Linked DNA regions of Homo sapiens: region 2 is linked to region 1. Evidence: chromatin loops called from intact Hi-C (ENCODE). Cell type or tissue: heart left ventricle. All regions are shown on one strand. Each heading gives the region's core, and the rest is flanking DNA. Links, peaks and the distances in the headings are about the cores only.

What was found. Peaks named below come from ENCODE experiments on the same cell type or tissue, not always from the same donor. Only the 100,000 strongest peaks of a DNase experiment are listed, where the experiment ranks them.
Region 2: it touches region 1 in a loop (14-fold over the local background); 1 of 110 quality-filtered maps calls a loop at or near these places.

Annotation. Positions count from the first base shown.
Region 1 is chr17:21,287,577-21,298,314 of GRCh38, reverse strand. All of the region lies in intron 1 of MAP2K3 (mitogen-activated protein kinase kinase 3), which reads right to left. Among named protein-coding and RNA genes, the nearest start is that of MAP2K3, 8.2 kb to the right of the region's middle. RefSeq lists enhancers at 1-380, 381-882, 10,156-10,245, 10,089-10,684, 9,556-10,738 and 1 more. In heart left ventricle, for the core only: CTCF peaks have their summits at 8,305 (motif pointing right), 9,528 and 10,512; DNase peaks (open chromatin) are centred at 8,254, 9,073 and 10,294; H3K4me3 peaks cover 1,115 bases; H3K27ac peaks cover 3,105 bases.
Region 2 is chr17:22,440,192-22,451,250 of GRCh38, reverse strand. It overlaps LOC124903954 (a long non-coding RNA gene), which reads right to left. Exons shown (of 2, transcript XR_007065672.1): 1 at 11,010-11,059; 2 at 10,200-10,918. Among named protein-coding and RNA genes, the nearest start is that of FLJ36000, 40 kb to the right of the region's middle. In heart left ventricle, for the core only: no CTCF peak of the experiment used is centred there; no DNase peak of the experiment used is centred there.

The sequences.
Region 1 (10,738 bases), core at 6,739-10,738:
CCTCTGCCATCACCCATGCCGGGAGCCCCCTCTCTCCAAGCCAGGCCGTTAGGCCTTCAAAGGGGGAAGGAGGCCCACCAGCCCTGCAGGGGAGCAGAGCAGGACAGACCCAGGCCTGGAGGCTGGACTCCAGGGCCTTATCTCAGCCCTGCCCACTGGGCACATCTTGAGTACCTCCCTGGGCCTCAGTTTCCCCATCTGTGAGGTGTCCTCACTGCCCTGCCTGACTAGTCAATGGGATGTGGGGTGAGAAGGGGCCCAGCGGGGGTCCAGCCAGCACCTGCAGCAGCCACTGTACAGGGGCTTCATTAGCTGCAGGTAGCAGGATGGGGCTCATACTGCATCCAAGATGAGGAAGGCCAGGCCCCCAGAAAGGGCAACAGGCGGTGGAGCAGGCGGGGACTCCAGCCCGGGCTGCCCTCCAGGCTAGCTCTGCTGGGCCCTGCTCACCCTGGAGGCCGACACCCGATGCCCGTTTCTCTCCCTCCCCTGAAAAGCGCTGGCTCTCTCCCCTCCCCTGCACCAGGCAGGCCAGAGTCCCGGGGCAGTACCTTCCTCACTCCACCCCTAGGGACAGGCGAGAGGCCCCAGTGTCCACACCTCTCAGGCTGGCTACAAGAGCCTGGCCAGGTGCACAGCACTCAGCTGGTACTAACGGAGGGTCAGCATTTCTGGGGCTCCAGGCACAGTGGGGCTGGCATGCAGAGAGAGCTCCCTGTAGTCAGGGCCGCCCTTTGAATAAGGCATAGCCGCCATTCCACAGGCAGGAGAAGCAAGGATCAGAGATGCCAGGGTCACCTGGTGCTCTGGCACCATCAGGCAGCAGGGCTGGGAGTGACACGGCTCCCGGAGACCACCCAGTACAGACATGCTGGCCACATGCCTGCCCTTGTGGGAGCTTCTGCCTCATCATTTCCCAAGCATGATCCTGCCACATCTTGGCCCTCACCCACCACCCGCCACTCCCTGCTGCTGGCTCACCCTGGCTGCTGGTACTGGGGCTTAGAAACTGCCCATGGCCCTGCTGCCGCCTGCCAAGAAGACCCCAGTCTCTGAAGCCGCCTCCAAGCCAGGTTCAGATCCAGCCTTGGCCACGGTGCAACACAGACTTGTGGCCCCATCTCAGAGCCACGCACCGGGGCCCAGCAGCCAACCCAGCCCAGATGGAGGGCGAAGGGTGGTTACCGCTACTGGGAAGACAAGGCCAGAACAACAGGAAACAGAATAGCCTTGGCAGGGACAGGGGTCCCAGGGTCCATCCTGGGGCAGGTGGGCAGAGTGCAGGAGCCAGGCAAGCAGATACCTGCAGCCTTTCCACCAAAGCCACCCCGGGGACCCCGCTGCCAGGCCCCAGAGGCTTCAGGAAACAACAGCGTCCACAGACAGAAGCAGCAGCAGCAGCAGCAGCAGCAGCTGCCGCCACATGCACTGGGTGCCTGCCTGCTAACTGCTCACCCCATGAATCAATCGCCTAGTCACTACTCCTGTGCGCAGCGTTTTTATCTCATTTTAAGATGCAGCAACACCCTGGCTGTCAGGGACCGCATGGGTCTCACTGCGAGTCTGTCACAGCCACAGCACCGGCCACAGGCAGGGCCCTTCTCATCTGTGACTCCAGATACTCCCACAGCCCTACAGGGAGGGGCTCCCAACCTCACTTTACTTGGGGAACAGGCTCAGAGAGGTGAAGCCACTTGCCCCAGGCTGCACAGCAAGTCAGGGGTCTGGCCAGGAGTCACTCCTGAGTTTATTGACTCGCAGACCCCAACAGGCCAGGCCATGGCTCACAGCACCCCTGCCACAGGGAGCCCTCCCTGAGGCGGAAGGAGGGGCCCAAGTCTCGTGCTCAACAAGAAACGGCAACAGAGTCTGGAGATGCAGAGGCTCAGCACATTCTAACAGGAAAAACCATGGCACACAGGGCCAGCAGCTTCTGAGGCCACTTCTATCCTGCCTCTGGGCCAAAGTCTCTGAACTTCTGAGGCTCTGGGCTTGGAGTGGCGCAGCCGTGGTAAACTCCAGCTCTGCGACCCTGGCATGGTGCCCTCCTCTGCACCTTGGGTTCCTCATGTACAAAACAGCTCGAGGCAGAAATGCCACCCACCTGCCCCGCACAGTGCTGCAGGACGAAGCAAGATCACGTCTGCAAGGTGCTCAGCACAGGGTTCACTGCGCAGATGGGGACCTGTTGTGGCCCATAAATGGTCACCATGGATATGACCAGCCTCTCTGCAGAGGTGAAAAAAAAAACTGCCCTAAGTAATGAGAATTATAGGTAGCTTTTATTCCTGATGTCAGGCTTTTCGTAACCAGAATATAAAATATTTTCTGTTAAAAATTAAAGCTCTGCACAGAGACCCTGGGCCTTGACCTTGCCCCCAGCCCCTTGAGTCCCACCCTTTCCCTGTGGGGTCCACGCCACACCCTCCCTGCACTCTCTCTGCTCTTGGTCCCTCTGGCCCCAGCCTGCCACCCACCTCATGCCTTGGGATTTGGGAATGTTGTATCATGTGGCCCCCCCTTCACCAAGCCTCAGTTTCCCCACCTGTCAAGGGCACTTGCACATATGGGCTGGATGGGTGGGGACCACGCTCCTCGCAGGCCTGGGTGGTATATGGACTGGCCTCTGCATCCACCGGCCTGTTGGGGACACCAAGCCTGCATCAGGAGGGCCACAGGCTCCATGGGGAAGCCACCCAGCTGTCAGAGGGAGTGGGTGAGGCCGTCATGGAGACAGCCTAGAAACAGGCCTCAGGCTGCTGCAGACGTCAGAGCTGGGCCCAGATGGCCAGGCAGCCCAGGGCTGCCCAGGTGCAGCCGTTGTGGCAACCATCACCACAACAAACAGAGGCTCTCGGCGGCCACTGGCAACCCACGATAAGCCCGCCTGTCCCGGCTCTCAGCACGGGGTGTCCTGGGGTGTCCTCCACATACTCCAGCCTCATAGCAGCCCCCAGGCAGGGGCAAGGAAACTGAAACTGACCAGAATTCAGCCACTGACCTGAGGCTACACCACAGGTAAAGAGAGGCACCCCCAGACTAGAACACAACTCTCACTGGCCGTGGCAGCTCTGCCCTATCTCCTCCCACTCACCCCCAACTAGAGCCCCCGACCCTTGAGTGAGCCCTTCTCTGAATGAGACACCTGCTTTCCCACCGCAGGGCCTTCACACATGCCCTTCCCTCTGCCTGAAATGCTCTTCCCTGTGACTGTCCTAGCTACTACGTCGTCTTGCCTTTCACCAGTTCAGAGAGGCTGCCTGACTGCGCAGGCCCCAGTGACCGGCTCTCCCTGTGGCCTGATGGCTTCTCTGCTGTGGAGTCCCACAGGTGGCCGTTCTGCAGTTACCATCTCAGAGAGCCAGTCAGCAGGTCACCTGTGAGCACTCACTCTGGAGCCAAGGCCTGGGCTCAACTGCAACTCTGCCCCTTCCTAGCTGTGTGCCCTCAGGCAAGTGGCTTCACCTCTCTGGACATATGTAAAGTGGAGATTACAGACAAACCTCCCCGGGTTATCAGCGTCATGCCATAGCAGTGCCTGGCGCGTGGAGATTAGATGGGGCCATCTGGAAGTGCACAGCTCCCAAGAGAACACCACCCTCAGCCCCAGACCACCCCTGTCCACCCTCTCAGTGACTCCACAAGGGAGTAGGGGAGGTTCACTTATCTGTTGTATCAAGCATGCGGGAGAAGAGGTGACTTAGAGAGGCCACACGGTGGGCGTCTGGTGAGGAGTGGCCATAAAGGCAGGTCTGTCTGGCTCCAACGTCCAAACAGCAACAGCCTGAGGGCAGGGCCCCCACTTCGGCTGCTCCCTCTACCCTGGGCCTGGGGAGACCAAGCTGTGTGACCCTCTAAGGGTCACCCACAGGGGCAAGATGACAACCCCTCCTTGCAGCCCCTGCTCCGCCTCCACTCATAAAGTCAGCCCCACACCATGCCACATGCAGGAGCATCACCAGGTTTCTGACAACAGAAGTAATCCCTGCTCCTAGTTCACTGCCCTCACCTGACTTCCGGATGTTCCAGGAGGTCCCTGTTCTACTGCAGAAGTTCTGGGCCTGCCAGGGAAGGAGCCACAAGGGCTGGGAGATGTGAGCAGCAAGAGGCGCCGCCCTGCCCCAGGCCACCTCTATTCCCCAGGGTCCCTCAGAGGGACAGCAACAAGGCCAATGCGCTCCATGGCACGGGGGAAACTGAGGCCCCGAGAAGTGGGCACAGGCTTTTGCGTGGGCAGATGTACCTCGACGGTGTGGATGGATGTGTTTGGCTGCGACCTGCCAGACACTGGCCCCTCTCCCCAGGACAGGTGCCATCAGAGGTCCTGAGGTACTGCAGACGCCACTGCCAAGCACCTGTGGGCAGCAGGGGGTGGCCATGCACCTTCAGGCAGGGCCCCTTGCCCTGAGGTTCTGGGGCCCCTGTCCTGGGCTCTGGAGAGGATGCAGGACAAGGGGAAGGTTCTCCCATCTAACCAAGTGCCTGCTCCATGCCAGGCCCAGGCTGTGCCATCTGGCCTCATACACGGCCACTGCAGGCCCTACCTTCTCTATCCTCACCTTGTAGGTGTGCAGCAGGCTAGGGTGAGGAGGAGTGACCAAGGCTCTGCCCTCCACAGCCCTGCCCTGCCTCTGCCCGGCTGTGCAAGGCCACCTGGCCAGGGCCTGGCCTCCAGGGCCTCACACCCTCCCCACCTCTCTACCCTACAGGGACTTCCTCACCTGCAGAGAACGGGGGATCCCCAGACTATCCACCTGGCAGCGCCCCCTCCCCGGTGATGCTCCGGACCAGCATGGCTCGGGAGCACCCCTAACATCCGGTGGGGAGGCCAGATGCTCAGCTGCACAGGGGCAACCATGGCTGCCAGAGGGTCCTCCCGCCCAATGCCAACAGCCCAGCAGAGACAACCATGGCCCGCCTGCAACATGGAACCACTTGTGCTTTGGAGGGAAGGACGTAGGGAAGGGCCAGAGGCACGGGCCTCGCTGGAGAGGGAAGGAGGCAACACGGGAGGACCCCGGGCAGAGTGGCTGGGGCACAAGGCACGTGAAAGACAGGGGGCCCACAGCAGGTGGCTGCGGGCATCAGGGTGCAGCCTGGCCTCCCATGGCCAGACCTCACCGGTCTGGGTCCTCCATGCCCCATGGCCATCAAAATGCCCATTCTTCTGCATCCAGAAATTCCACGTTGAGCAGCTTACCCCCACACTACAACACCCACTAACATTTAGTGAATACCTACTATGTGCTGGGGTGTCCTGGGGTGTCCTCTGCGTGCCTGGCCTATGCAAATTTCTTTCATTACATCTCATTTGATCCTCTCAGCAACCCCTTGAGGCAGGTACTAATGTGATCTCCATGCTGCAGATGGGGAAACTGAGGCCCAGGGTTTATAGAATCAAAAGGCTGGCACATGGAATTGGTGAGGATCCTGCAGGTCCTCAGCAGGATGCGAGGAGTGGCCTCCCAGGGACAGGAAGAGCCAAGAGCAGCAGGAGTACAGCAGTGTGAGAAAGAAAATGCCGGTCAGACCATGTGAGGTGGCTCACGCCTGTAATCCCAGCACTTTGGGAGGCCAAGGCAGAAGGATTACTTGAGGTCAGGAGTTTGAGACCAGCCTGGCCAACATGGTGAAACCCTGTCTCTACTAAAAATACAAAAATTAGCACATGCCTGTAATCCCAGCACTTTGGGAGGCCAAGGTGGGTGGATTCCTTGAGCTCAGGAGTTCAATACTAGCCTGGGCAACATGACAAAATCCTGTCTCTACAAAAAATAAAACAAAACAAAAATGTAGTGGGCGTGGTGGTGCGTGCCTGTAGTCCCAGTTACCTGGGAGGCTGAGGTGGGAGGATCGTCTGAGCTGTGGTGAGCCATGACTGTGCCACTGGGCAACAGAGCAAGACACTGTCTCAAAAAAAAAAAATGAGAAGAAGAAGGAAAGAAAATGCTGGAGTGTGCAGAGTATTCCGAGGAGAAACAAGAGACTGCCTTTTTGTCCCTTTGAGATTCCTGCACTGTGTGATAAAGGCTACTCAAGTGCAGGCAATTTAAAGAAAAGAAGAAACAAAGAGGCCTGCTTGAAGCCAGCCCCAGCACTCTCCTCTGTCTGAAGGGGCAGCCAGGCTCACTGAGCACAGTACAGCCCCCGCAGCAGGCTGCTCAGGCTGGAGGGTGCCCCAGAGACTGTCCAGTGCAGATGCTGACACCAGGGGCCCCAGGACACGCCTGAGGTGACGCACCAGGGCAGCAGCAGAGTCAGGCCCCCAGCCTGGGTCCCAGCTCCTGCCTTCCCCGCACCTCAGTGGAGAAACCACCACAGCGTCGGCCCGTGCCAGCCTGGGGGCGAGCCACACTCCCTCTCTGTGCAAGCCTCGGTTTCCTCCTTTGACGTCCTATGAACGGGTGAAGGGGCCATGACCTCTGGGAAAGGATGAGCAAGGGTCCGGAGTTGTAAAGACAAAGCCATGCTCCCAGGACAGTCCTTCGTGACCTTGAGCAGGTCACTATCCCACCAGGCCTCAGTTTACTCACTCCTAAGATGGGGTTGATGACAACACACCCAGGTTGCTGGGTAGCCGTGAAGACCAAACAAGTCCATGCACACAAAATCCCCAGCACAAAAGGGGTCAGATCGGTGGGACTCTGGCCCCAGGCTCCCACACTGTGGGGCAGGCCCCATGCTCAGGCTTTAAGAGGCCATGACAGGGCAGGGGGACCCACAAGTGATGCTCAGCCCTCCCAGAGCATCAGAAGAATGGGACATTCCTTGCACCAGGATCGTAGGCTGTGCTCCAAAGGTCCCCACGTGGGCCCGGCTCGAGGTCAGCAAGGCCATTGCCAGCCACCTGCACTGTCGACAGGCCAGTGCTGCTGCTCCTGCAGAACGGAAAACAAACCTGAACAAACGCCATCTGTGCTTCACTGTTATCACTACGTGTTGTGTTGTGTTGTGTTGTGTTGTGTTGTATTGTATTGTACTGTATTCTATTGTATTCTATTGTATTGTATTCTATTGTATTGTATTCTATTGTATTGTATTCTATTGTATTGATTGTATTGTATTTATTTTTGAGACGATTCTCTCTCTATTGCCCAGGCTGGAGTGCAGTGGTGCGATCCCGGCTCACTGCAAGCTCCGCCTCCCGGGTTCATGCCATTCTCCTGCCTCAGCCTCCCGAGTAGCTGGGACTACAGACACCTGCCACCACGCCCGGTTAATTTTTTGTGTGTTTTTAGTAGAGACGGGGTTTTACCGTGTTAGACAGGATGGTCTCGAGCTCCTGACCTCATGATCCACCCGCCTCGGCCTCCCAAAGTGCTGGGATTACAGGCGTGAGCCACCGTGCCTGGCCTACTTCTATTTTTTTTAAACAGACAGGGTCTCACTCTGTCACCCAGGCTGGAGTGCTGTGGCACTCATTGCAGCCTCAACCTCCCAGGCACAAACGATCCTCCCACCTCTGCCTCCTGAGTAGCTGAGACTACAGACGTGTGCCACCATGCCCAGCTAATCTTTTATGTTTTTTGTAGAGATGAGCTCTCCCTATGTTGCCCAGGCTGGTTGTGAACTCCTGCCCTCAAATGATCCTCCTGTCTCGGCCTCCCAAAGGCTGGGATTTATCATTACTATTAAAATCTTACAAAGCATGGGATTGATGATGAGACATACCAAAAACGGGGTTCTTGGTGATGGAAATGCTAGCACAGACATCAGGTTCAAATTCAGTGCTGTCTGGTACCTAGGGGCTCCCTGGACTTGCCAGGTCTCATTCACCCTCAACAGCAGCCCTGAGAGGTAGGTAGGGAGCTGGCCTAGAACCAGCCCTGCCACCTGGAAGTCCCTGCAGACTTTCCCAACGAGTGTCTGCCCGCGCCACCCTGGGGTCTGCCCCAGCCATCCGGGATGCCGTGTGCCATGCCAACGGCAGGAGGCTATGGGTTGACCAGAAGGCTAAGCCAGGCAAGAGCAGAATGACAAGGGGATGGGAGCTGTCTCCATCCCCATACCCAGAGCCGTCCTGGGCAGGCCTCCAACGTGTGCCTCAGCTGCCAACTGACACCGCCAAAGCAACCCTCCCAGGCAGCAGTGCTCCCCAGCCCCCACACACCTCCTGATTAGGTCTGAACACACCGCTGGCATCCACAGCCCCTCGCAGCCCTGCCCCAGTGAGGCAGCCCCCTGGCCTGTCACCGCATCACCGCACACACTGGCACATGTAAACCTTGGGACGGGCCTTGGAAGCCCTTGGGGGCATCAGCACAGTGATGCAGGCAAGGACAGTCAGGGCACTCGATATAGCCGCCAGGAGGTGTCAGCAGAGCCAGGTGCAATCCCGGCCATGGGCCACATGGCAGGAGGTGGTGCCGGCCACCCTGGGCAGGGGACCAGCTGGGAGAGGGACAGCTGGACATGGCCTCCCCAGAGAAACCAGGGAAGGTGGCCCTGGAGTGCAGGGCAGGGAGGTGACAAGGACATGTGCCCAGGACTGGGGTCAGGGGAAGAAAGTCTGGGGCCCTCTCTGGAGCTGCCGCAGTCAGGCTTGGTATCTGGAAGCTGCAAGGGGCCCAACAAACTGCTTCTGCCTCCCCTGGCCCTGTATGGCCTTCATGCCCCTGGCAAGAGGCTGTTTGAGGTTTCCAGGGCCACTGCTTCGGGGAGGCATCTGCAGAAGCCACTGGGCACACAGGCCTGATGGAGGTGGGCAGCGCCAGGAGGCGCGGACAAGGGCAGGCGTGGACGGCATGTGGGCATCAGTCGTGGGGCCCTGCCACAATGCTGTGTCCTCCATGCTGCTGCCCAGCAGCCCTCCTCTGGGACCCTCCCAAGACACTGGCACCCAGTTGCTCCCCTCAGCTTGGCCCACCACCCCCCAACACCCCTGACTCAGGACTGAGCCCCTAGAACCATGACCCCAGGCCCTCTTGCTTCCCGGGCTGGCCCAGGGGCCTGAGTTCTAATTCCCAGTCCCACCCCACCTTCCCCATATTCGTCCTGTTAATGCTGCATGCCAAAGCCAGGGGCAGGGCAGGCCTGCAGGAGCAGGCCCCAGCTCTCTGTTCCCCACTCACCCTCCCAAGGGAGGCCCAGGAGGCCAGGGGCAGTCCCCAGCCCCACGTTGGGGACCAGTGGGTTAAGAGGCCCTAAAGCCTGGTAAATTCTGGCCTGCGTGAAAGGACCCTACAGCCAAGAGGCCTCATGTCACAGCGCCTACGAGCACATTGTCACGAAGCCCTGCTACTGTTTATCCACCTACCAATGAACTACACCCACAAAAGTAACAATAATAAAATAATAACAGGTGCCATTCACTTAACAAATGCTATCTTCAATCTCGACCACTACCCTGCAAGGGAGCATGTTTACTCCCACTTTACAGAAGAGGAGACTGAGGGCTAAAGAGGGCACAAGACTTGCCCAGGTAAGGAAGTAGTGGAGCCAGGATTCGAACCCAGGGCCATCCCAGCAGAGCCCAGGACCCCCGGCTTCCTGCCTGACAGAGGCATGCCTCGGCTGGGTTCTCTGCAGGCAGAGGGCAGTCTCACTATGACTTGTGCCTGACACTTAGCAAGTGTGGAATGGAACTGTCTACATCCAGACAAGCAGGGTCCCCATTCTCAGTCTGCAGATGAGGAAATGGAAGCTTCTCCTCTGAGAGCTGGGCCATGCCCAGGGGACAGAAATCATTTACAGAGTGCAGAGAGTGGACCAGATGCAACTTGTCCCACGTCACATCGCAAAAGGGACAGAGCTGGGGTTTGGACCCAGGCAGTCAGGCTCTGGAAACTGAGGTCTTAGCCTCTCCACATCACCATCTTCCAGGAGCTCAGGCCGGGTCCCACCCCAGCCGACCCTGCACCACCTCTGCTCCTCACCCTCCCTGAGTCCCAGCTGCACAGCTGAACCTGAGGTGTCCCCTGGGCCAAGGGTGGTAAACAGTCACTGCCACCTGCTCCTGCTCTGTGAGCAAGAGGAAGCAGAGCCCCTTGCCTAATAGAGGAAGTTCCTGGGTGGGGCACAGAGGGCCTGCCCAGGGGTTCCCAGCCCAGTCCGAGGCCCAGGAAGGGGCCACCTCCAGTGCCCCAGCTCAGGGCTAGGTGCCACCTGCAGGACACGTAACCCCCTCCCCACCCACCAGGCTGGCAGGCATCGCCCCTTTAAGCTGTAGGCAGCCGGCTGGCATGCCCAGCGGGTGAGTCAGCACCCAGTGCCCGCTGACTCACCGCCGGAAGCCTCCGCTGCCCCGGCCTTCTCCTCACACGGGCCAACTGAGAACTTTGCTCCCTTTGGGCGCTGGGCCATGGGTTGGCTGACAGAGAGTTTCCTGTGCGTCACAAGAGGGGTGGGGGAAGTCCCCGAGGTGCCACCTCCAGTCTTTCCGACAGCCAGGGGTTGGGGGGGTGGCCACAGCAGGCAGGGCTAGGATACAACAGTGCTCTATGAAACCTCAGTGTCACCATCGGGCAGTCAGGAGTCCTACAGCCACAGTCCAAGCTGTGTGAAGATTAGCCATGAAGTGCTCCCACAGGTGGCACTCTTAGGGCAGAAGGGGCAGAACCCATGTTCTGAACGACAACAGGACACGTGTGGTACCCTCCAAGGACAAATGTGGCTTGCACACATGCCCCCACCCACTGGCCCCAGCGCCAGCCACTTGGCCTCTAACCCCAGCCAGAGATGGCCATGTGGGCAAGGAGGCCAGGGGAAAACCAGCAGAGCTGTGGGCCTGAGGGCCTCA
Region 2 (11,059 bases), core at 4,704-8,703, 1.2 Mb before region 1:
CTGTAAAGAATCTCTATTACCATAACTAGCTCTTTTCCCTTCCAGGCTGTCCCAATCCTCTAGAGATTAGCTGAAAGTCTAGCACCTTTTAAAAGTCTGAATAGGAAACATTGGCCATCTATTGTCTCTAAGGGTGACCCCCATGAGACTTCATCTACATGGTAAGAACCTTGGTCTCCACAACCCCTTATCTTGACCCAGATATTCCTTTCTATTGATTGCAGGTTTTTAGATAATAACTCTTTCAATCAATTGCCAATCAGAAAATCTTTGAATCCACCTATGACCTGGAAGCCTTCCTCCCATTGACCCCCTTCGAGCTGTCCCACCTTTCTGGACTGAATCAATGTACATCTCACATGTACTGATTAATGTCTCATGTCTCCTTAAAAGGTATAAAACCAAACTGTAAAACAACCGCTTTGGTCACATGTTCTCAGGGCCTCTTGAGACTATACCTTGGGTCACTCATATTTGGCTCAGAATAAATCTCTTCAAATATTTTACAGAGTTTGGCTCTTTTCACTGACAATACAACACCAAGAGTGACCCTAATGTGAACCACAGACTTTGGGTGAAAATGATGTGTTGGTGTGGGTTTAGCTGTAGTAACAAATGTGCCCCACTGATGTGGGACATGGACAGTAGGGCAGGCTGTGCGTGTGTGGGTGTGTGTGTGTGCACATGTGTGGGCCGGTGAGGGGTTCATATGAGAGTTCTCTGCACGCTCAGCTCAATTTTGCTGTATAGGTTTAGAAAAAATCTTTCCTCCACCCATCTTAGGTTTAGTGCCTTGGCCCCACAAATTTAGACCAATGAAAGCCAGGTTAACAAGAGAAAACAACACATTTATTAATTCATGCATCGCAAATACACATGGGAGAGCTCAGTGATAATAACTCAAAAAGGCGGTTAGAACTTGGGCTTATTAGCACCCTAATGAGAGAGCAATGTATTTGTAGAGAAGTGGAAAGACAAAGGAAGGGGACCTTGAGCTTCTGTGGATAACAAGTTGTGGGAAGGTAGATATATGGCAGAAGCTGACAGATAAGGTTGATTTGGCGTGCTTGTGATGTTGATTTTTCTGGTGCCACCTCTGGGCTGGTAAGAGCCATCCTGCCCTTCTGGTAGATGGGGACAGGGCAGAGAGTTTGTCCTGTGTCTACTTGGTCTCAGTTGTCTTCAGCTCAAAATAATCTTTATGTCAGAGTGGCATATTTTGGGATGGTATACTCTAAGCCCCTTCAGCTGTGAATTCAAAACAACTCTAAAAAGTCAATTAAAAATTATATTCCTATAACATGGCCCTTGCTGGTGGGGCTCAGGACACACCACCCCAAAATATGACAATACAAAACCAGATATGTGAACACAAAATATACTTCTTAGGCAAATTTTGATCTTGTTATTCTAAGAAATTGCAGACACAGGAGTAGCTCTGAAAAGCTGCCCTTTTGTAAAAGAAATTTATAACTATAAAAAAAATCTACATTAGTGAATTATCTGTATCAGGAAGAGGGCTGGTTCCAGACAACTTCTATAACCCCAGAGACTTTTCTCTGCAGAACAAGACACCTTTTATTCACCAGACATTGCCTCCCCTCACCCTCCCAGAACTTGTGCCCATCCTCAGCAAGCCCCAAGCCCCTGTTCCTTTCTGTAACTCAGGACACTATCTAAGCTTCATTCATCTGGCCCTTCTCCTCATCCATATTTTGTGGGACTCCTGTGCATATAGACGTAATTAAAGTTTTTTATTCTCCTATTAGCCCGTCTTATGTCAATTTAATTCCTAGCCCAGCCAAAGAACCTAGAAGGGGAAGCCATTTTTCCCTCCACTACCTGCTTTTCAAGATCACAGTTTATTGGAACCACTTCAGAGTTAACCCCCTGTAAATACTTGTCAGTCCTCATCTTTTCAATGTTTTCACCTGACATTCACTCTTTATTTCACTCTTAGGTCTCCCAGCAGGTTGCTCAAGAAACTCTCCCTTGCTGTGGACACTGCTGACTTCTGTAAAATACATTTACAGGAGGCCATTAGTTTGGACTGAGCTTCTGCACTAGGCCCAACAGACTGAGACGGAGCATGGACCCCTATTAGAGGCCTGCTGGGCCTCCTCCAGCATGGAAACAAAGGAAAATCTTGATTTCCTTCAAGGGAAATTCCAGGTACCTAGCTGGCCTTGAGAAGTAAATGAGCCACCTGATAAGCAAGAAGGGAATAATAGCTTCAAGTAACAGCCACTCAAGTAAGTCAGAGCCACAAGGTGTTTGGTCCCCTATTGAAACTAAAGATTACATCTTAGCATATGTCCATGAATGGTTTTTCAGAAACCCGGACCCACGTCAGATGGAAAATACTGACCATCATCACAGAGACCTCAGATGTCGGGGAGCTGAGGGCTGCACTCTGATGGCTGCTCTTTGTTGTAAATTTCTTTCTCAGGGGCCTGGAGGGAGTCATGCCCACAGGCCACATCTTAACATTCCTTTCTGCTGACCCCAAGTTTTCAACAAAGCCTGGCTTCCTTAACCAATTGCAATCAAAGAATCCTGAAACCGCCTATGACCTGTAAGCCCCTTGCTTCAAGAGCTTCCACCTTTTTGGGCCAAAACAATGTATACCCTCTGTATTGATTTATGGTTTCCCTGTAACTTCTGCTTTCCTGAATTGTTCCCCTGCCTTTAAAATCCCTTGCTTGTAAGCCATCCAGGAGATTGGGTCTGAAGTGTAAGCTGCCCCATTCTCCTTGCTTGGTGTCCTGCAAGTTAACACCCTCCTTTCTCCTGCTGCAAACCTCAGTGTGGGTGTTTGGTTTTACCACACGGGGCAAGCAGACCCAGGTTCATTTCAGTAACAAGACCAGACTGGATTGGAGTTCCTTGCGCTAAAGTTCCACTTTTCCAAACCAAAACGAAGTTGTTGATCTGACTTTCTGAGAAGTCAGGACACAGAGAGATAACAGGCAAATCCCCAACAGGCCAGGTTTAGCCAGCATGATAGGCAGTCCCTCCCCTCTGCTTTAATGTTTACAAGGAAAGTAACTTTGCAACCAATCTGTGTTTTGTTCTCTGTTTCTGCTTCAGCCTTTTCTATCCATAAAGCCCATCTCCCCATCTCTGATCGGAGGAACGCTCAGTCTGTTTTATGGAATGAACTGTTGCCTGATTCTAGAATAGCAAATAAAGCCAATTAGGATCTTTAAACTAAATCTGTTGTACTTTTGTCCTTTGACAGTTCCATGATGGAAAATCTAATGGCCACTTTCCATTTACCACGTCAAAGGAACAGTCCAGGTAAGTGGCTCCTTTTTGTTTCTGGGGTCCATCTTGCTCCTGGCTCCTGAAGCCAATGCTTCTCCTTCTCATCCTGCCTTTCTGGATGCTCCTCCCCAAGGTTTGCCAGCATGCTTACAACCCCTGCTTGGGATTTAAAATCTGAAGTGCATCATAACTCACCCCTGAACTCTGCTATTCTTTTATTGGTATGCCAGAAAAAAAGAACCCCAAGCCCTCTGGGTGACCAAATTGATTTTTAAGGCACTAATTATTAACTCTATTCTTACAACCTCCAGATTTTATCTCCACTCAGAATTATATGTACAGCTGCCTAGCTGATTTCCAGACTGAAATACCTCTTAGACATTACAGATTAGAACTGATCCCACTCTATAGTCTAGGTCATCTTCCTGGACTTGGCTGTGACCCAGACTTACTGTCTAAATAAATGGTGTGACAGCTCACCTAGGGACTCCATTCCAGACTCTAGAAAGAGTTTCTTCAGCCTGTAACCCCCCCACGTCATAAACAATCCATTACTGAGTCCTGTTCATTCTTCCAATACATCTCTCCAAAGGCTTCCCTTCATTTCCACAATGACCCCAACTGTTTTGCCACTCGCTCCTTGAAGAACATCTGGATTTGTTTCTGGCTTTTGGCTATGAGGAATAAGCCTGCTGAGAACATTCAGCTCTAGGATTTTGTGTGAATGTAAGTGCTTTAGGGGTGGGGTGGGACCCTGCAGGCCATCCCTGGGTTGGATGATTCCCTAGAGGGACCCAGAGAACTCCACCAAGCTGACCTAAGCCCTTGAAAGTCAAACAGATACCACATGGCCCAATGCCTGCACTATAGCTCACTTGTTGGAATAAACTGCCCAAGAAAAATGGGGGTACGTGGTTACATTATCAGAGGCATCCCAGGTGGATCCTGGAGACATGGACAGTACCCATAGTCACAAAACTGACAGCTGGAAGAAGCCCGTCTTGTTCAACCCCTGTTTGGCATATTCCTTCCTTCTCCATCCTCACTTTCTACCCCTCACAGGGACTGAATTTACAGCTTACCAAGCCAGGCCATTGCACTTTTGGACAACTCTACTAAATGGATTTTCCTCATGCCATCGCATAACTGCTACCTGCCACCAGAGCCTTAGAAATACATGGCTTTCCATCAAGCACTCATGGAACATGTCACTGTGGGCACTTCTAGGGGGGATTCATGATGGATCCTCCAAGATCAACTAAATATAAAACAAACTCCCAGGTAACAGAACCATTTCAGCTATTAAATAAAATCATCTGTATTAACCTAGTTTAATTATGAGGGACATCTCTCCCAACATAATATACATACATATATATATATAAAATTTTTTTTTCTTTTTTTGAGACAGGGTCTCACTCTGTCACCCAGGCTGGAGTGCAGTGGTGCCATCACAGCTCACTGCAGCCTCAAACTTCCAGAGCTCAAGCAATCCTCCCACCTCAGCTTCCTGAGTAGCTGGGACTATAGATGAATGCGACTATGCCCGGCTAATTTTTTAAAAACTTTTTGCAGGAACAGGGTTTTACCATGTTGCCCAGGCTGGTCTCCAACTCCAGGGCTCAAGCAATTTGCCTGCCTTGGCCTTCCAAAGTATTGAAATTACAGAAGGAGCCACTGTGCCTCCAACATAATCATAATTTTTTTTAAAGAATAGTTGGTATTTGGGGGCTGGGTATGGTGGCTCACACCTGTAATCCCAGCACTTTGGGAGGCAGAGGCAGGTGGATCACTTCATTTCAGCAGTTCGAGACCAGCCTGGCCAACATGGTGAAACCCATCTCTACTAAAAGTATAAAAATTAGCCAGGCATGGCGCACACCTGTAGTCCCAGCTACTCGGGAGGCTGAAGCGAGTGGATTGCTTGAACCTGGGAGTCAGAAGTTGCAGTGAGTGGAGATCATGCCACTGCATTCCAGCCTGGGTGACAGAGCAAGACTCCATAAAAAAAATAGTTGGTATTTGAGCCTTTCTTTCTGAAAATCATTGATAGTGGCCCCATTCATCTGTTGAGGTTTTATATGAAAACAAAACCTTTTTACCATTGTGTGGAGAAAGGTGCTGACTGTCCTCTTTGTGGTGGGGTGAATATGGCTTCAGCACACCCAGCAGCTGTTTTGAGTTCTCAAGAAGTGAGGCCCAAAGTAGTTCAATCGTAATAGGGTCTCTCAGAAACGCAGCCAGCTACTCCCCTCCCTCAGGGGAGTTTGTGACCTTGCTACTCACAGCGTGGTCCATGAACCAGCAGCACTGGGGTCACCTGAAGCTTGTGTGAAATGCGGCATCCCAGGCCTGCTGCACCAAGTGCATCAAAAGCACACATGTTCTTCCTATTGCTGAGAGGGAGGAGGGACAGCAGCACAGGAGCAAAGCCATCACTGTGACTGCTGTTAGGGACAGTGCCAGAGCACCCAGCCCAGAGCCCCACCACCACCACCCCATTTCCTTAATTACAGAATTCACTTGAAATTAAAAATCCCCGCTCCCTAAATACCCACCCTCTCCTCTGGCTTTCTTTTTAGCTGAGGTGGCTGCTCTGGCCTCTTCTTTCACTCACTCCTGGCAGCACAGCAATCCCTGCAACTTACTCAGACCCTCAGGACTCCTCATTCAAGTGCAGTGGAGGACCATGCAGATGGCAGGGAAAACCAAAGAAAGCTCAGGTGGCCCATAATGGCTGCCATCAGTGGAAGAATGTCTCTATTTAACACTGAACCTTAGTAATGACATGCTCTCCCCTTGTCCTGGACCTTCATTTTAAAACAGAGCATTCAGGTGGGAGGGGAACCACAGGGGCACTTCGATCCTGAACCTGCTCTGGGTGGTGGCTCTAGCCTTTGGGATTTTGTCTTCATTTACTTTTTTTTTGAGATGGAATTTTGCCCTGTCACCCAGGCTGGAGTGCAGTGGCATAACCTTGGCTCACTGCAACCTCCATCTCCTGGGTACAAGCAATTCTCCTGCCTCAGCCTCCTGAGTAGCTGGGATTACAGGTGCACACCACCATGCCCAGCTAATTTTTGTATTTTTTGTAGAGATGGGGTTTCGCCATGTTGGCCGGGCTGTTCTCAAACTCTTGACCTCAAGTGATCCACCCTCCTCGGCCTCCCGAAGTGTTGGGATTACAGGCGTGAGCCACCATGCCTGTCCTGTCCTCATTTACTTAAAGAGAAGTTACTCATCCCCAATTCCCCATAGATGGTGGCCAACTTCTTTGAAATCCAGAGACATTTTATAATGCTCAACCCTTTTTTCACCAATTCTATCTGTTTCTAAAATAAGTGTCACTCAGGATGGATATGCTTTTAGAGAAACACTGTGACAAAGACCCTTTGCTCCAGAGGAAGGACCTGCAGTGGCCCCAGGCTGTGGCTCCAGCATCACTTAAGACAGTGTGAACATTTGGACACAATTAAAAACAGGACACTTAATCAAAGAGCACACTTACAAAGTAAAGGGGCAGGAAAGCTGGGAGGCAGGAGGTGCAGGACCCCACGTGGGACAGGCAGCTGTGTGTTGTTGGTACCGCCTTCCTGCCATGGCTTTCCTACACCAGCAGAGAGAAAGCCCATTTCTGCTCTCTGCTGCAAGACTCTCTGGATGGAAGGTCCAGTTCCACAGGAAGGAAATCCTGGTAGCTGAGGCGTGGCTGTGCACAGCCTGGATGGCACAGCCTGTGGCCGGCAGGTACCCAGGGCCCCTGGTGGGGGTCTCACCCGCTTGGGATGGCCTCAGCTCCCAGGCTGCAGCCACCACTGCCATTTCAAAGGTGAGAAGGAACTGTCTGTGTGGACCTCTCATCCCGCACAGTGAGGGAGGCGGGAGCTGGGTGGTGCAGGGAATTAGGAAAGGCAAACCTGGGACCTGCTGTGCCCTGCAGTGCAGTTTCCAGAGGAAAGCAGCCCGGGGTGGCAGACATTTGCATTTGGATGTTAGAAATGCTCTTCCTGGCTGGGCACGGTGGCTCACACCTGTAATCCCAGCACTTTGGGAGGCCGAGGTGGACAGATCACGAAGTCAGGAGATGGAGACCATCCTGGCTAACACGTTGAAATCCCGTCTCTACTAAAAATACAAAAAATTAGCCAGGTGTGGTGGCGGGCACCTGTAGTCCCAGCTACTTGGGAGGCTGAGGCAGGAGAATGGCGAGAACCCAGGAGGCAGAGCTTGCAGTGAGCTGAGATCGCACCACTGCACTCCAGCCTGGGTGACACAGCGACACTCTGTCCCAAAAAAAAAAAAAAAAAAAAAAAGAAATGCTCTTCCTGACTTTTCAGAGCTGACTGAAGCCCCCAGTTCTTGGCTTGTGTCTTTTCCTCGCCTATATATATTCAACTATATGCAATCAACAAGCTTAACTGAGAATCAAGAGAAGCCCAGGACCTGGGGAGCCTGGGACCCCCTTCAGCATCCACTGTGCTTGGGATGGGGCTCCCAACCCTGCTTCAAGTCACCTATTGTTCTCCTGCCCCAAAGAAGCTGGCACACCAAGCGATGCTTCCATTTGTCCACTGCCTTTATGGGAAGGGACAGCGGTCTCTCCTTGGTGCCAGTGTTAGAAGGAAGAATTGGCACTCACTCGGTCCTGCTATGTGTGGGAGTCTTCTCTGCACCCTGCCCTACCCTTGTCTCTTATCACCACTGAATTGAGCAATACCAGACTTTGTTTCCAGGCTTTGTTTCCTGGCTCTTAACAATAAACAGAACAGTCTCCCTAAGCCTTTCACACCACATAGACCCCTCGGGATGAATTGCTCGAGCAGCTCCTGCTGATGCCGGGCCTTGGGAAAAGAGGGCCAGTGGGGAGGGCCCACCCCTGAGCTGAGAGCTCCCTTTATAAAGGTAAGTCCAAGCCCCAGAGATTTGGGGGTCAGCAGGGGAGACAGCAGGGCTGAAGGTGTAGAGGGGGCACCCTGCACTTTATACCTGGGGCAATGCAACAACAAATGTGCCAGGTATGTGGACACACACCTAGAGGAAGAGTGCTGTGCACCCTCAAAGCCTGGTGAGGATCAGCAAAGCAGCCCCTCTGGGAAGCTTGTTGGAAAGGCCAACTCTCAAGACCCTCCCCACCCCTGATGCACCAGAACCTTCAGTCTGACATAGCTCTGGGTGACTCCCCTGCTCCCGAGGTCTGGGATGAGCTGCCTGAAGCACTGGCTCTCAATCTGCCTGATTGTCAGCACCACTTGGAGAGCTGGAGAAGTTCTAAAAAGACAGATCTCTGGGTGCTTCCATCCCTGGGATTGTGATTCAGTAAGTAAGGGGTGAAATACAATAATTTATATCTATGTTTTTAAAGCTCCCCCAGTGTTCTGGATGCTTAGCCAGCCTGGGGACCCTCTCTCTGCTCTTCGGGTATCTTACAGGTAAGAAAGATGTCATTGTAAGCTTTTATCCTTGGAAACACATTCATTCCAAACATATCGAAAGAACGTACTAGGCTGTGTTTGGTGGCTTATGCCTGTAATCCCAGAGCTTTGGGAGGCCCAGGTGGGCAGATCGCTTGAGCCTAGGAGTTTGAGACCAGCCTTGACCTCCTTGACTTCTGGGAAGTTTATGAGGGACCTGGACACTGTCAGAGTGGTTTTTTGTTTCCCTTTGTGTACAGTTCTGAGTTCATTATTTATGTATTAGGGTTTGGAATAGGATCATATAAATATTTCGTATCTTAAAATAGCTGTGAGAGTGTCACTAATCTGCCCCTGAGCTGAATATCCACCCCCCACCACCATTTTAATCCTCCAGTCATGTGAGGGAGGATGGGAGTCTGTGTGAACGTCTTTCTCACTTGTGTTCAAAGATCATATCTGCCTGTCTCATCTGTCAAGAGTGTAGAGTTTGTTGTGATGGTGTATTCAAAATAGACGAAACGTGTGGTCATTGTACTTAGCAAACAGCTTTTCACATCAGGATGTTTCTGCCCCCGGCTCAGGGCTGGTCCAACTGTGTGACGAATGTGGCTCAGTGCAGGTGTCTGGTCTGCCACCCTCAGTCCCACAGCTGCAGTGTTAGAAAAACAGTGCTGTGGGCACCCAGCGTCGGTGACATGAGGAATATGGAATAATGAATACTTAATTCACATGTGCTTATAGAAAAAACTTTAAACAATAAAAATAACCAATTGTTAGATTTACATCTTTTTCTGTCACTATATATAAAAGGAATCAAGAATTTTCATGCAGCTTCCGGGTATTCTTGAGACTGGTATATCGTTTCTTTTTGAAAAGTGCATTATTGCATAACAACACCTAAATATATTTTTATATTTTTATATATTTGTAAGCATATTTTAGCTCAAAAATAGCAAAAGTATACATAGCTTATAGCACAGTTTGGGAAATGCTGATGTATATGGTAATAATGCATTGTTTGAGATGATTTAAAATTATATTAGGATATTAGGAGCCCAATATAGTGATCCAAATTGAGATCCTCTTGTCTAGTATCCTTTAAAATGACAAAACATCAAATCTAGAAAATAGATAAGAAGTGAATTTTAAGATAAAGGTACAACAGATTTTCTATTTTTACAAAAATCATTAGTGATTTTCAAAAATATATTCTAGAATTCAAGCTGTTAATTTAAAAAGTGCATATTTAATAATAAAGTGAACAAAACTGGCTGTTAGAAAAAACACTTCATCTTGCTGTCTCCAAATCTTGCAGCTTTTCGAAGTTTCAGAATTTTGTAAAATATTTTGAATAGCCCAGACTTTCTGAAAATGGGTGTAGCCTTTCAAAGTATTAGAATTGAGAAGCTTTTAAATGCTAATCTTATTTTATAAAGTGTTGACTTTTCACTGTAGACTAATAGCAAACAGTTTGTAAAGAAACGTAAATAAAAAATGTAAATAAATAAAATAGGCTTATTAGTTTTCAAAAAAATTTATTTAAAAGGAAGGGGCAATGTAGATTGGAGTAAGGAAGTATGTGAAAATGTATTTTGTGAAAGAAATCAACTCACGCACACACACACAAATGCACACACACACACACACACACACACACGCCTCAAAAGCAAAACTCCAACAATGCAGCTGTTGTTCCTTTGCAGCAATATTTATCTCACCTTGAGTGAGTGAGGACCATGCTGCTTGGAAGCGTAATAACTTAAACACCTTGCCTATGTCTAGTGATTAAAAACTAAGCTCTACTCAGCTCATGTAATGCCCCTGACCTCCACCAGAGAGAAATTCTAGGTTATTCCTTGTGGGCAAATGTGTCCATGGATCAGCGGATCAGGGACTGCTGAATCAGATGTGTGTCCCTCTCTACATGTCATGGTTTGTAGAGATCAAAATTTTCCCTGAAAACACACAGGTTTGTGAAGCCAGGTGGTCAGCCAGTTTCTGAGGCCTAATAGGGAGGCCAGAATCCTGCTCCCAGGACAGGGCTGGGTTGGGGATGTCTGTGGTGATATCATCTCCAGCCATAAGCTCCAGGGCAATGCTGTCTGCGATGAGGGTCTGGGGCATCCTGAGCTCCTGGAGAAAGCTGGATGCAGTTAAGAGCTCTATGAAGATTGTATGTGGTGGCAACGCTGTTGGGGTACCCCATGGGTAGCCTAGAGAAGAAGTACTGTGTCCCACTGCAGATGAAGGTGAATTAAGGCAGAGAGGCTATTGAAATAGGCACTGAACAGAACATGATAGCCGAATCTATAATAGCAAAATATTTACCAGTTGTAGTCCCAGGTACTCAGGAGGCTGAGGTGGAAGCATCACTTGAG